Linked DNA regions of Homo sapiens: region 2 is linked to region 1. Evidence: chromatin contacts called from ENCODE Hi-C or POLR2A ChIA-PET data. All regions are on one chromosome and are shown on one strand. Each heading gives the region's core, a stretch centred on a gene start or an enhancer-like site at or near the end of the contact. The rest is flanking DNA. Distances are from core to core; before and after follow the strand shown.

Region 1 (6,762 bases), core at 2,865-5,364:
TGCACAGAAGTCAAGAATTAGGGTTTGAGAACCTCCATCTAGATTTCAGAGGATATATGGAAATGCCTGAATGCCCAGGCAGAAGTTTGCTGCAGGGGCAAGGCCCTCATAGAAAACCTCTGCTAGGGCAGTGCAGAAGGGAAATGTGGGGTCAGAGCCCCCATGCAGAGTCCCTGCTGGGGCTAGGAGCTGTGAGAAGAGGGCCACCATCCTCCAGACCCAGAATGATAGATCCACTGACAGCTTGCACGTGTGCCTAGAAAAGCTGCAGACACTCAACGCCAGCCCATAAAAGCAGCTGGGAGGGAGGCAGAACCCTGCAAAGCCATAGGGGCAGAGCTGTCCAAGACCATGGGAACCCACCTCTCACAACAGTGTGACCTGGATGTGAGACATGGAGTCAAAGGAGATCATTTTGGAGGTTTAAGATTTGACTCCCCTTCTGGACTTCAGACTTGCATGGGGCCTGTAGCCCCTTTGTTTTGGCCAACTTCTTCCATTTGGAATGGCTGTTTTCACTCAATGCCTGTACCCCTGTTGTATCTAGGAAGTAACTAACTTGCTTTTGATTTTACAGGCTCATAAGCAGAAGGGACTTGCCTTGTCTCAAATAAGACTTTGGACTTTGGACTGTGGACTTTTCAGTAAATGCTGAAATGAGTTAAGACAGGGGACTGTTGGGAAGGCATGATTGGTTTTGAAATGTGAGGACATGAGATTTGGGAGGCGCCAGCAGTGGAATGATGTGGTTTGGCTGTGTCCCTACCCAAATCTGATCTTGCATTCCCACATGTTGTGGGAGGGGCCTGGTGGGAGGTAATTGAATCATGGGGACAGGTCTTTCCCATGCTGTTCTCGTGATAGTGGGTAAGTCTCATGACATCTGATGGTGATATAAGAAGGAGTTTCCCTGCACAAGCTCTCTTTTTGCCTGCTGCCATCCATGTTAGACGTGACTTTGCTCCTCCTTTGCCTTCTTCCATGATTGTGAGGCCTCCCCAGCCATGTGGAACTGTAAGTCCATTAAACCTCTTTCTTTTGTAAATTTCCCAGTCTCAGGTATGTCTTTATCAGCAGTGTGAAAATGGATTAATACAGTGGCTATCTCTTTGATCTAGTAGTATTTAGGAATCTGGGTGCTCCAGTGTTGGGTGCATATTTATTTAGAATTGTTATGTCTTCTTGTTGAATTGATCCCTTTATCATTATAGATGACCTTGTCTTTTTTTACTGTTGATTTAAACTCTGTTTTATCTGATATAAGTATAGCTACTCCTACTTGTTTTTGGTTTGATTTGTGTGAAATATCTTTTTCCACCCCTTAGAGTGTAAATGTCTTTAACAGTTAGGCAGATTTCTTGTATGCAGCATACAGTTGGATCCTGTTTTTCTTATCCATTCCACCAGCCCATATCTTATTGATCCCCCTACTTCAACCTCCTGAGTAGCTGAGACCACAGGTGCAAGCCACTATGCCCAGCTAATTTTTTAATTTTTTGTAGAGAAGAGGTTTCACTACGTTGCCCAGGCTAGTCTCAAATTCCTGGACTCAAGTGATCCTCCTACTTTAATGCCTGGAACTCAAGCATCCCAAAGTGCTGGGATTACAGGCATGAGCCACTGTGCCCAGCTGAGCCTATATCTTTTAAGTGGAGCATTTAGTCCCTTACATTTAAGGTTAGTATTGATATGTGAGGTTTTGTTCCTGTCATAATTATTACCTAGTTGCTTTGCAGTCTTGTGTAATTGTTTTATAAGACCTACATGTTTTATACTTTCTTGTGTTTTTATGACAATGAGTATCACCCTTTTCTTTCCATGTTTAGAAATCCTTTGAGCATTTCTTGTAGGACCTGTCTAGTAGTGACAAATTTCCTTAGTGTTTGCTTGTCTGGTAAATACTTTATTTCTCTTTCATTTATTAATTTAGTTTAGCAGGATACAAAATTCTTGGCATCTTTTTTTCTTTAAGAAGACTGAAAATAGAACCCCAGTCTCTTCTGGCTTGCAAGGTTTTGGGTGAGAAGCCTGCTGTTAGTCTGATGGGATTCTCCTTTTAGGCAATTAGACAAAATATGTATATTTGAAGTTATGTTTATATGTTAATACTCCAATGAAGCTGGCTTCTAGCACTGTCATAAATGTTTTCCCCAGTTTTATATTCCTTTGGTCAATTTTGAATGGAATTCCATCACTAGAGCTGAAGCCCTGTACTCTGAGTCTTTAAATACCCTAAAATCTATAAATTCAGAGACAACACTTTCTTATAGACTTTCTTCTACATGCCTGACTATTACTTGTTGGCCTCATTCCCTGAACTCCTTTTCCTAGATCCTTAAGTAGCTACTGTCCTCAATTTCTATCCATGGCTCACTTCTTTTTTCATTTCCTGGACTATCAAACTCACAAGGATTTAGTTCCATTTGTTAAGTCCTCCCAAATCTGTGTCTTCTGCCCTGACATTCATACCTGAGTTTTTGACTCCTGCATTGAACTAAGTTAGCATGATCTGGATGTCCCACAATACCACAAACTCAAGATATTAAAAATCAAAGCCAGTACTTTCTAATAGTTAAGAGCTCTCTAGAGCCAGATTGTCTGGATTCAGATCTTGCCTCTGCCATTTACCAGTTATATGATGTTAAGCAAGTTAATATCTCTGTGACTCAGTATCATTTTATAAAAAGGGGAGGCAGTCATTCCTCAGTATCCATGGGGATTATTTCCGGGACCCCCAAGGATACAAAAATCCATGGATGCTAAAGTCTCTTACTGTTGGCCTTTTGTATGTGCAGGTTCCACATATGCAGATATGGAGGGACAGCTATAATAACATTACCTACCTCATCCAGTTATGAGGATTGATTGTGGCATGCGAAGCTCTTAGAAGAGTGCTTGGCTAAAGTAAACATTATGTATGTGTTAGCAGTCATTTTTATTTCATCTCCTTCTTATATCTCCTGTCTCGTTTAATGGTACCATCATTAACCAATCACCTCTGCCGGAAACCCAGGAGTCATCCCTGGTGCCTCCTCTTCCTCACTTTCCTTTGTCCCGATGGAACACTTCTCAAATCTCTCCCTTCTTTGTCCTCTCTATTCTGGTCCAGCTTGGTTGGCCAACTGTCCCTGTTTGCCTGGGACTAAAGGGGTTTCTTGGACTTGGGACTTTAAGTGCTAACACCAGGAAAGTCCCAGGCAAATCAAGCAAGTTGGTCACCCCAAGTCTGACCTTCATCTATCTCCTTCCAGCTGGTCTCCCCGGCAATACTCTGATCCTCCTTAAGTCCACCTTCCTGCCCATGTTATTCCGTACTTAAAACTCCTCCATCTTCTCCCATTCTCCAGGGGCAGAAAAACTCTTCAGTGTTGCATAGCTTCACTCCCCTTCTTCTCCATCTGCAGCTTTGGGCACTCCCTGGAGGCTCTTCCCACCATGTGTTGGGAAGTGTTCCTGAAGTCACATCCCTGTGCCTTTGCTCACGCTAGTTGCCTGACCTGAAACCTCATTCCTCCCTTCCACCTGCCCACCTTCTTTTTATAATTTCTACTCATCCTACAAGTTGAGACTCAGGTGTCATCTCCCTCAGGAGGCCTTTCCTAATGCTTTTCCCCCTTCCTTCCACATCCTCCACCCTCCTCCCCTCACCTAGGTGAGCTAAGTGTACCACCTCTGTGCTCCCATAGGACCCTGGGGACACAGCTATGGAAACATTTGTGACACTATAAATGGCATGATCTTTGTATGTCAATGGCCTGCAAACTCCCTAGACTCAGGATCCTCATCTTAGCTGGTGTGGTGTCTGGCCTGCAGCAGGGCCTCACCGGATGTTTGTTGAGTCATCTAATCCACCTTCCACCTCATCCTAGATCTCAAGCCGGAACTGGAAGCTGACGCTTTCTGAGGCAGCCTATCCACTGTAGGAGAGTTCTGATTGGCTGAGAGGTCTGCCTTGAGCTGAAATCTGTCTTCGTATAGGGCAACCCCATATTGAAGTTTTAGGCTCCAAAGTGGACCTATTTACCCTTCTGTTGCATTTCCTCTTTCAAAGTTCCTTAAAGTGGTTTCTGTTTTTAATGACCTCTTTAAACAACCTGGTCAGGGGCTTTTTGAAAGTCTAAACTTATCACTTCAGCAAGTTCCCTTTTATCCCTACAGGGACTTGCTAGGGGAAAATTCCAGTAGCTGTGCTTTCCTCTCAGAACCAGGCAGGTCCACATACATGTTTTGTCCACATGGACTGGATGATAACCACTGAGGGGAAGCTCATGGTGAGCTGGAGTAAGAAGGCAGAGACAGCTTGAAGAATGGCATGGGGGCAAGGGCCTGTGGCTAGCTCAGTAAGTTTAAGGGTCAGATATGACCTTAGCTGGATTGGAAGTTTGAAATAGAACAGAAGTGGGAAATAAAGCAGAAACAGAAGAACTGGGGCTTTGGGGTATGTTGTTAGGCCACCAACAGAGAACAGGAGACAATTAGCAGCACTTTGCCCATTCCTTAGTCTTACAGAGAGTGGGATCCTTTGCAAATTCTGCATCTGGCCCTTTCCACTGGCTCCCATGGCTTCATTTATAGACTAAAATCTAAGACTCTTGTGCTCCTTATGGGCCAAAGCCAAGCAGGTAGAGTGTGTCTAGGTGTGCAGACCACAAAGGGAAATGAAAGGCATCTGCCCACACCGCAGGCAGGTGGGAGGAGGCCCAGAGACTGTGTGTGATTACCTAGAAGGTGGGGCTAGGTCCATGGGCAGGGCGTGGAGGCCCAAATCCTGCCAGAGACACCTAGAGCAGCCTGATGCTAAAGAAGGAACACCAAGTTGAGAGTCAGAGAGCTGGCCCCATGGCTACCACTGTGCAGGCTTCAGTGGGTCACATTCGATCCCCAGTCACCTAACCTATGGAAACCATGCATCTCTCTCACCAGGTGCAATCAGTTCAGGTGCAATTCCATTCATTATGGCAAATAGAACGTACCTGGCTTTCGCCCACCCTCCCCCAGCTCATGCAGGACTTCAGCCCCCTGCAGTCTCTCCAGGTATTTTTGGAGGGTCACAAGTGACATTCCAGTATCAACAATCATTCCATTAGCTGTCCAGTCAGTGCCTACTAGGTTCCACTGCCTGCCCCCCTGACCACAACCTTCCCACTGTGCCTGACAGCTCCAGAGCACAGAGCACTAAAGGTGCCACAGGCTCTTTTTCTTTTTTTTTTTTGAGACAGAGTCTCATTCTGTTGCCCGGGCTGGAGTGCAGTGGTGCAATCTCAGCTCACTGCAATCTCTGCCTCCTGGGTTCAAGCGATCCTCCTGCCTCAGCCTCTCAGGTAGCTGGGACTACAGATGCCCGCCACTACGCCTGGCTAATTTTTTTGTATTTTTGGTAGAGATGGGGTTTCACCATGTTGGCCAGGCTGATCTCGAACTCCTGACCTCAGGGGATCTGCCCACCTTGGCCTCCCAAAGTGCTACGATTATAGGCATGAGCCACCGCGCCCGGCCAAGGTGCCACAGGTTCTGTTGGCACCAGGGGAGAAGCCCCCTCTCCCCTGAGTGTTACCCTCTGTCATGGAGTTGCCCCGTCTTACAGAGGTTTTGTTAAATCTGTCTTTACTCACAGCTCACCCATTCAGACGCACAGGAGTCTATGCATAGCGGGGTGATAGGTGGGGGCTTGGCCTAGGGGACAAACCAAGAAGAGAAAGAACCCACAGTAGGTTCCCCTTCCCCTCTGACACCTGGGACTTCATTGCTGAGTCCATGAGTCATGCTTGGCTCCTTCTTGGAAAATTATAATTAATAAGAGTTCTTAACAGTGTCTTGGGCTCTGTTCCAAGCACTTAATATATACTATCTCATGTAATCTTCACAACAATCCTAAAAGGTAGCACAGAGAGATTAAGAAACATGCTTAAGGTCACACAGCTAGTAAGTGGCAGAACCGGGATTAGAGCCTGGGCAGCCTGGCTTAGAGACTATGCTCTTACCCTCCTCCCAGTGGATCCTCCATGGCCTGTCCACAGACTTCTGGCTGGCCTACCCCCATCCCCTAAAAGTTCAGCTGAAATGCCTGGACACGTGTGAACTCCTAGTTCAGGCTGCTGCTCGTGCCTCTGCTAGATGACACTGAACAACTCAGTGGCTGTTCTCAGCCCTGCCTACACTCAGGAGCTTTTTAAAAAATGCCCGTACCTGGGCTCAATTCTATGCCACTTGAATCAGAATCTCCAACATTATGTTTTTGAAAATTGATTCTTATGGGCAGCCAGGGTTAAGAACACTTGAATGAGATGGTCTCTGAGGCCTCTGGCAACTCCAGGGTTCTGTGGTTGTAAATTACCCAAAGTCTGTGTGTGGGATGAACCACAACCTCTGAAAGCTCCACCTGGAACCCACAATGCTCCAAGTTCTCTGCCCAATGGGAGGCGACCTCTCTGGAGCTGCTCCCTCAGGTCAGGAGTTATAAGGATGCCTGGGGGTGCTTTCCTTCGGCTTGGTCTGAGCTTGGGGTCTTTGGCTGCTTTCTAGACCCTCTGTGTCTGCAGCAGGTAAATAATGTTGTATGTGATTTAATGCTGAGAACCGGGGTCAAGACTTTTAAAACCCCTGAAATACTCCCCAAATTCCATATACATTAACACGTCTGTCATAGAGGAGGTGCTCGGAAAATGTTGAAGAAATCAACACTCGAGTTCAGGTAACTTGACAACCTGGCAAGCACTATCCACAGCATTCCCGTTTGTGTTCAAAATCAAGGACGGCAGGCTG
Region 2 (6,762 bases), core at 1,086-3,585, 130 kb before region 1:
TCGAACTCCTGACCTGATGATGCATCCGCCTCGGCCTCCCAAAGTGCTGGGATTACAGGCATGAGCCACCGCGCCCAGCCAAGAATGTCTCTTTTCTTGAGAGATGTGTGCTCAAGTATTAGATTGAACCCCACGAAATTGCTAATATCTTCTCATGTTTAATATGATTCAATCAAGGCCAGGCATGGTGGCTCACACCTATAATCTCAGCACTTTGGGAGGCCAAGGCAAGGCAGGAGGATTGCTTGAGGCCAGGAGTTTGAGACCAGCCTGGACAACGTATTGAGACTCCATCTCTACAAAAACAAACAAACAAACAAAATTAAAAATTAGCCAGGCTTTGTAGTGCACACCTGTAGCCCCAGCTACTCAGGAGGCTGAGGTGGGAGGATTATTTGAGCCTGGGAGTTCAAGGTTGCAGTGAGATGTGATTGTGTCACTGCACTCCAGCCTGTGCAACAGAGCGAGACCCTGTCTCCTGACGAAAAAAAAAAGAAAAAGAAAAAGGTTCAAGCTGATGTTTAGGAGTGATGTGCTATGATGTCCACAGCCTGCAACTCACTTTCAAATGTTTTAGCAAAGTGTGTGTGTGTGTGTGTGTGTGTGTATGACGTGATCTGCTTTGTCCAGCTGGCGCAGCAGCCAAATAAGAATAAGGCTGACAGGGCCGGGTGCAGTGGTTCACACCTGTAATCCCAGCACTTTGGGAGGCCGAGGCGGGCGGATCATGAGGTCAGGAGATCGAGACCATCCTGGCTAACACGGTGAAACCCCTTCTCTACTAAAAAATACAAAAAATTAGCCGGGCGTGGTGGCGGACGCCTGTAGTCCCAGCTACTCAGGAGGCTGAGGCAGGAGAATGGCGTGAACCCGGGAGGCGGAGCTTGCAGTGAGCAGAGATCGCACCACTGCACTCCAGCCTGGGCGACAGAGCGAGACTCTGTCTCAAAAAAGAAAGAAAGAAAGAAAAAGAATAAGGCTGACAGGAGATGAAGGCTGCATAGCTTCCCTCTGTCTTCCTTCCTCCCACCCAAGACACCTCACCCCCTCCTGCAGACTGTCTTTTGAACCTGCCCCTGTCAGGGTGTTGGTGGGGCTGAGCAGAGCTCCTGCAGATGGGGGGTTGTGGCATGGGTGAGGTGGCAGGAATGGGTGAGGCAGCAGTGGGGGCAGGAGCTGCAAGGAGGCTCCGACTATGGGTGGAACAGAGAAGAGGCTGCAGGGTGGGGGCAGGGAGGGGCTCTCCAGGGGCAGCTGTGTATTTCTGGATGGGGTCAGGCCGGCAGAGGTCAGGTGTGGTTTCCTGGGAGGTGGCCAAGATAGGAAGGGGCACAGGTCCTGGGGTCACTAGACTGATTTCAGCCCCAGCTCGAGGGTCTGCCCTTCCCTCTAGGGGCTTTTGAAAGACCCCAGGACCCTGTGAGACCCTCTGCAATGGAAGGGAGAGAAGCTGGAGATGGGATGGGAGATGAGGGCCCCGTTGTGAGGAGCTGGCAGGGTGACCTCGCCTCTACCTGAGCTGTCAGCTCCCTGTCTCCAAGGAAACCCGGCCCCCTGAGCCTCCCTGAAGCCCCCACGCCCATCTAACGGGAAATTCTCAGAGAATTCAGATGGTCATGGGAAAGTCCATACATGTAAATCCTCCCGAAGGGTCTTCTGAGTAAATAGGGGGATCTTTCTGTTTTCCCCTGTCCTACTGCCTGCATCTCGATGCCTGCATTAATGCAGCAGGCAGGATTGAGGGAGGCCGTAGGATGAACTGGCTGACAGGTGGTGACAGGTTGATATCCACAGGCCGCAAGCAGCAGGGACAACCACGGCAGGTGTTCCCTAGAGGGTTCCTGGCCACACTCCTCTCGGGATCATTGCCCTGCAGACCCTGCCGCCTGCCCCGCCACATCCTGTGCCACGGTGCCGCGTGGGCCGCTCTCGAAGCACAGGCCAGATGTGCAAATTCTGCGGCTGTGCCTGGGGGCAAGCGCAGCACAGCTTGCTTTTCTTGGAAATCATTGGTGATTTGTTAGAAAAACAGGAAACATTGGGGCTGCTGGTGTACATTTTGACTTTTTTGTTTTTGTTTTTGAACTCCTTTCATCTGTCTCAGAATCAGGGTGTTTTAAGGGTATTATTCTGTTCAACTTAGTCCTTCAAGCCGTCTCTGGTCACTCTTCCCTCTCTGCACATCCCCTTTTTTTCTTTCTCCTTCTTGTCTTCTGCTGCCTTCTTCCCCCAACCCGAATCACTGCGTGGGGAGGGGGCCAGATCCAGAGAACCATGGAAATGTGCTGGTGAGTCACCTTGGCCACGTGCCTCTGTGGAGCCTGGCCTCCCTGCACCTGCCTCCCTACTCTCTGCCTCCCCACCAACCCCATATCTATCCCGCTACACCCCTCAGTCATGGTGGTTAGACAGGAAGCAAAGTGGTCTCTGCACAGTAGGACCTGCTGCAACTGGGACAGCTGGAGTGGCTCCCATTGTCCTGCTGCTGACACACAGGGATGCTGTGGCTGTGATCAGAAGTTGTTCTTCCCTGCTGGGTCACAGTGGAGCTGGAGGGGCCCTCATTTCTTTACCCACTGGAACACTGAGGCTGAGAGAGGAGCGGGGATGCCTTGAATAAAGAAGAGGAAGGGGTGAGGAGGTCTGGGTCCACACTCTGGCTGTGTCCCAACTCAGCTCCTCCCTGCCTCTCTCTCAAAAACACAGCAGGGGCCAGGCACAGTGGCTCGCACCTGTAATCCCAACACTTTGGGAGGACGAGGCAGGCAGATCACCTGAGGTTAGGAGTTTGAGACCAGCCTGGCCAACGTGGTGAAACCCTGTCTCTACTAAAAATACAAAAATTAGCCAGGCATGATGGCTCATGCCTGTAATCCCAGCTACTCGGAAGGCTGAGGCAGGAGAATCACTTGAACCTGGGAGGCGGAGGTTGCAGAGCCGAGATTGCACCAGTGCACTCCAGCCTGGGCAACAAGAGCAAAACTTTGTCTCTAAAAACAAAAACAAAAACAAAAAACAAACAAACAAAAAAACCTTAGCAGGCAGGAGGCTGGGAACTGTGGTCGTTTTGTGTATGGGATCTTCAGGAAAGTGTTACAAGGCTGCTGTTTGCTGGCGTCCCTTCGTGAGTTTTCCTGGGTCCCATCTTGTCAGGGATGAGCTCTTGAGGATGGCCGGTGGTTGCTTTGGGATTGTTCTTAAGCCTTCTTGCAGCAGCTCTGAACTTCATAATGTACCACGGTGGAGAGACTCCTCTCCCATTTTATGGTCAAGTAAACAGGTCCAGAGAGGTTCTCCATTCCCTAAACAGGCCCCAGTGAGGTGAGAAGGGCAGGGCCTCCCACGTGCCCAGCTGCTTGCCCCAGGTTGGGGGCTCTTCCCTGCTGGGCTCTGCTCCTGGGTTTTCATCAATGCAGGAGGCTCTGACACCACACCTTCAGCCAGGCCCCCATCTCCCAGGGGAAGCAGGCTTAGGGGCTGCCCTTGTGAAGTCATACAAGAAGCCTGATATGAGAGATTAGAAACTCCCCGCAGCTCTCTGGGGGTTGTTTTTAAAAGGAATTAAACTGTCCTGAGAGAGATGTGTAAGACTAAGCTGAGATGGGGACCACCATGAGAACTGAAACACTCTATTTGGAGCTTTCCAGAAATACGCAGATTTGAGGAATTCTGGAGTAGGGAAGGACATTGGGGCAGGAAGGTGACCCCTTCTCACACCAGGACTCCAGAATACATGAATATCAAAAGGCAATGACAGTCCCTGGGAGAGGGAGGGGCCACGTTCCCATTCCTCTTGGCTGCACAGCTTCTGGGGAGCAGAGATTCTCAGCCAGGCATCCGTGAACTTGGATGGAGAACACGTGGCATCGTTATTTTCACTCACCTGTAACTGAAGTTCGCATTTGAACGTAGGCAAAAACCACAGTCATATCAGTAGCACCTGTGACTTTGTCACCAACAGAAATCCAGATGTTTTCGTGTCACTTTGAGGTTGCAGATACCTCAAATGTCATTCATGCTCTTTACTACGTTTAGGTGATCACAGTGATTAGACTCACTGCTGGGCTTTTATTATTTCATGTGTTAATGAGAAGAACGTATACTCCCATTTCATAAATCTGATGATTTAAAAATAGTTTGACCATTGTATTTCAGTGTAACTCATTTCCTTTGCAATTCTGTGTATTTTATTTCATGCATTTAAAGCATTATTCTGAAGAGGGGTCTGTAGATGTCAGACTGCTGAATGGTCCCATGGTGCAAAAAAGTTTAGGAATTCCTACTGCTGGAGCAATTGGGTAGAGAATTCGAGGTGTTACCTGACAGCTGGGGAGGGCTTTGGTGTTCGGCAGGCCTGAGTTAGCATCATTGCTCTCACTTGCTGCAGATCCTGAGAAAGTGACTTTATCTCTCAGAGCCATCGTTTCCTTATGTGTAAAACAGAGATGAAGAATGACCACCTGGAAGGATTGTCCCATGTGAAAGTGCCTGCCTCTTCCAGCAGCTGACAGGTAGTAGGAACTCACTGTGGGTAGTAGCTGATGGCGGTGGCACCAGCTTATGTAAGCCCACAAGACTCAAGCAGGATTCTCTTTTTACAGAGGAAACTCCAGGCTACGTTCATTTCTTACTGTCCCTCATGTAGAAAGGTAAACTTGGGTCATACCTGGATACTGTCTCTCATCTTTTTCTTTTGCTCTGAGCAAGTAGCTCCCATGTATCCAATATGAATCTTGGTCCATAAATTCAAGCATTTGAGAAATAAAATTACAAATATATACTTGAAATGCTTCAAGTGTATCTGAGAAATTCTTGGTATGTCCACACAGTGAAATATTACTCAGTCATAAAAAGGAGTAAGTACTGTTACATACTACGACATGGATGAACCTAGAAAACATGCACTAAGTGAAACAAACCAGATGCAAAAGACCACATATCATAAGACTTCATTTATATGAATTGTCCAGAATAAGCAAACCCATAAAGACAAAAAGTAGATGACTGGTTGCCAGAGGATAAGGGGAGGGAGAATGGAGAGTGATTGCTAATAGGTATAGGGTTTCTTTTTGGAGCGATGAAAATATTCTGGGATCAGATAGTTGTGATGGTTACATACTTAGTGAGTATAGTAAAAGCCGCTGAAGGGTATTCTTTAAAATGTTGAGTTTACGTTACATGAATTACAGCTCAAGAAAAAAAGTAAAAATCACTGCCAAACCTATGGACATTGAAAAGATAATAAAGGAATATTATGAACAACTCTATGCCCACCAATTTGCTAACTTAGATGAAATGGAATAATTTCTTATTTCTATTAAAACTCATACAAATAGAAGTAGATTATCTGAATAGGCCTATATCTATTAAATAAATTGAATCAATAATCTTCCAAAACAAAAAAGTTTCAGGCCCAGATGGTTTCACTGGTGAATTCTACCAAACATTTAAAGAAAAAATGGCCGGGTGCGGTGGCTCACATGTGGAAGCCCAGCACTTTAGGAGACTGAGGCAGGCAGATCACCTGAGGTCAGGCGTTCAAGACCAGCCTGGCCAACATGGTGAAACCCCGTCTTTACTAAAAATACAAAAAATTAGCTGGGTGTGGTGGCAGGTGCCTGTAATCCCAGCTACTCAGGAGGCTGAGGCAGGAGAATCACTTGAACCCAAGAGGTGGAGGTTGCAATGAGCCGAGATTGTGCCATTGCACTCCAGCCTGGGCAACAAGAGTGAAACACACACACACACAAAAGAAAAAATGATGGCAACTCTCTACAGTCCATTCCAGAAAATAGAAGAAGAGGGAGTGCTTCCTAACTCATTCTATGAGGCCAGCATTACCTAATACCAAAACCGGACAAAAATATTACAAAAAACGAAAACTACAGATCAATATCTTTCATTAATATAGGTGTAAAAATCCTCAATAAAACATTAGCAAATTGAATCCAACGATACACGAAAAGAATTATAGATCACAGCTAAGAGGGATTTATTCTGGATATACAAGGCTGATTCAATATTTGAAAGTCAACTAACGTAGTTAATTACATCAACAGGCTGAAGAAGAAAAATCATAAAACTAGATACAGAAGAAACATTTGATAAAGTCCAATACCCATTTATGATAAAAATTCTCATCACACTAGAAATAGAGAGGAACTTCTTCAGCTTGATAAATACTTATACAGAAAACGTACAGCTAACATTATGGTGAGAAACTAGATGTTTTCCCCCTAAGACTGGGACCAAGGCAAAGATGTCTTCACTTACCACTCATATTTAACATCGTACTGGAAGTCCTACGTAAAGCAAAAATATAAGAAAAGGAGATGAAAGGTATACAGATTGGGAAGGAAGTTTCTGTTCACCAAATAACATGATTGTCTATGTATAAAATCCCAAAGAATCAACAATGACAAAAAACAACATTCCTGGAACTAAGCAATTATAGTAAGGTTTCAGAGTGCAAGATAAATACACAAAAGTCAAGTGCTTGCCTATATACCAGCAATGAACAATTGGAATTTGAATTAAAAATACAATACCATTTACACTAGCACCAAAAAATGAAATAATCAGATATGAATCTAACAAAATATATACAAGATTTATATGAGAAAACAATAAAATGGATAAAAAAATCTACAGAAATCTAAATAAATGGAGAGGTATTCCATGTTCATGTATAGAAAGACTCACTATTGTTAAGCTGTCAGTTCTTTTAGTTTTATCTCTAGACTCGATGCAATCTCTATCAAG

What was found. Hi-C counts contacts between places; a loop is a spot of excess contacts on that map. ChIA-PET counts read pairs that join two places held with the same protein, here RNA polymerase II (POLR2A). Pooled maps may share reads with other maps.
Region 2: a loop to region 1 is called in a pooled map, with 5 times the contacts of the local background. The contact joins two enhancer-like sites. A Hi-C loop is called at or near these places in 1 of 37 single-sample maps with no recorded cell type and 2 of 50 pooled maps. POLR2A ChIA-PET finds 5 or more read pairs at or near these places in 2 of 52 experiments (GM10248 and activated CD4-positive, alpha-beta T cell).

The regions. Positions count from the first base shown.
Region 1 is chr17:8,804,368-8,811,129 of GRCh38, reverse strand. The region is part of intron 18 of PIK3R6 (phosphoinositide-3-kinase regulatory subunit 6); the gene reads left to right. Among named protein-coding and RNA genes, the nearest start is that of MFSD6L, 8.4 kb to the right of the region's middle. RefSeq lists a silencer at 3,693-3,893 and enhancers at 3,740-4,019, 4,030-4,129, 4,140-4,279. Within about 2 kb of position 4,114, at least 3 of the 41 ENCODE cell types and tissues checked have a DNase peak (open chromatin) inside an H3K27ac peak, as active enhancers do.
Region 2 is chr17:8,936,809-8,943,570 of GRCh38, reverse strand. All of the region lies in intron 1 of PIK3R5 (phosphoinositide-3-kinase regulatory subunit 5), which reads left to right. Among named protein-coding and RNA genes, the nearest start is that of PIK3R5, 26 kb to the left of the region's middle. RefSeq lists enhancers at 1,411-1,490, 3,238-3,307 and a silencer at 3,928-4,037. Within about 2 kb of position 2,335, at least 9 of the 41 ENCODE cell types and tissues checked have a DNase peak (open chromatin) inside an H3K27ac peak, as active enhancers do.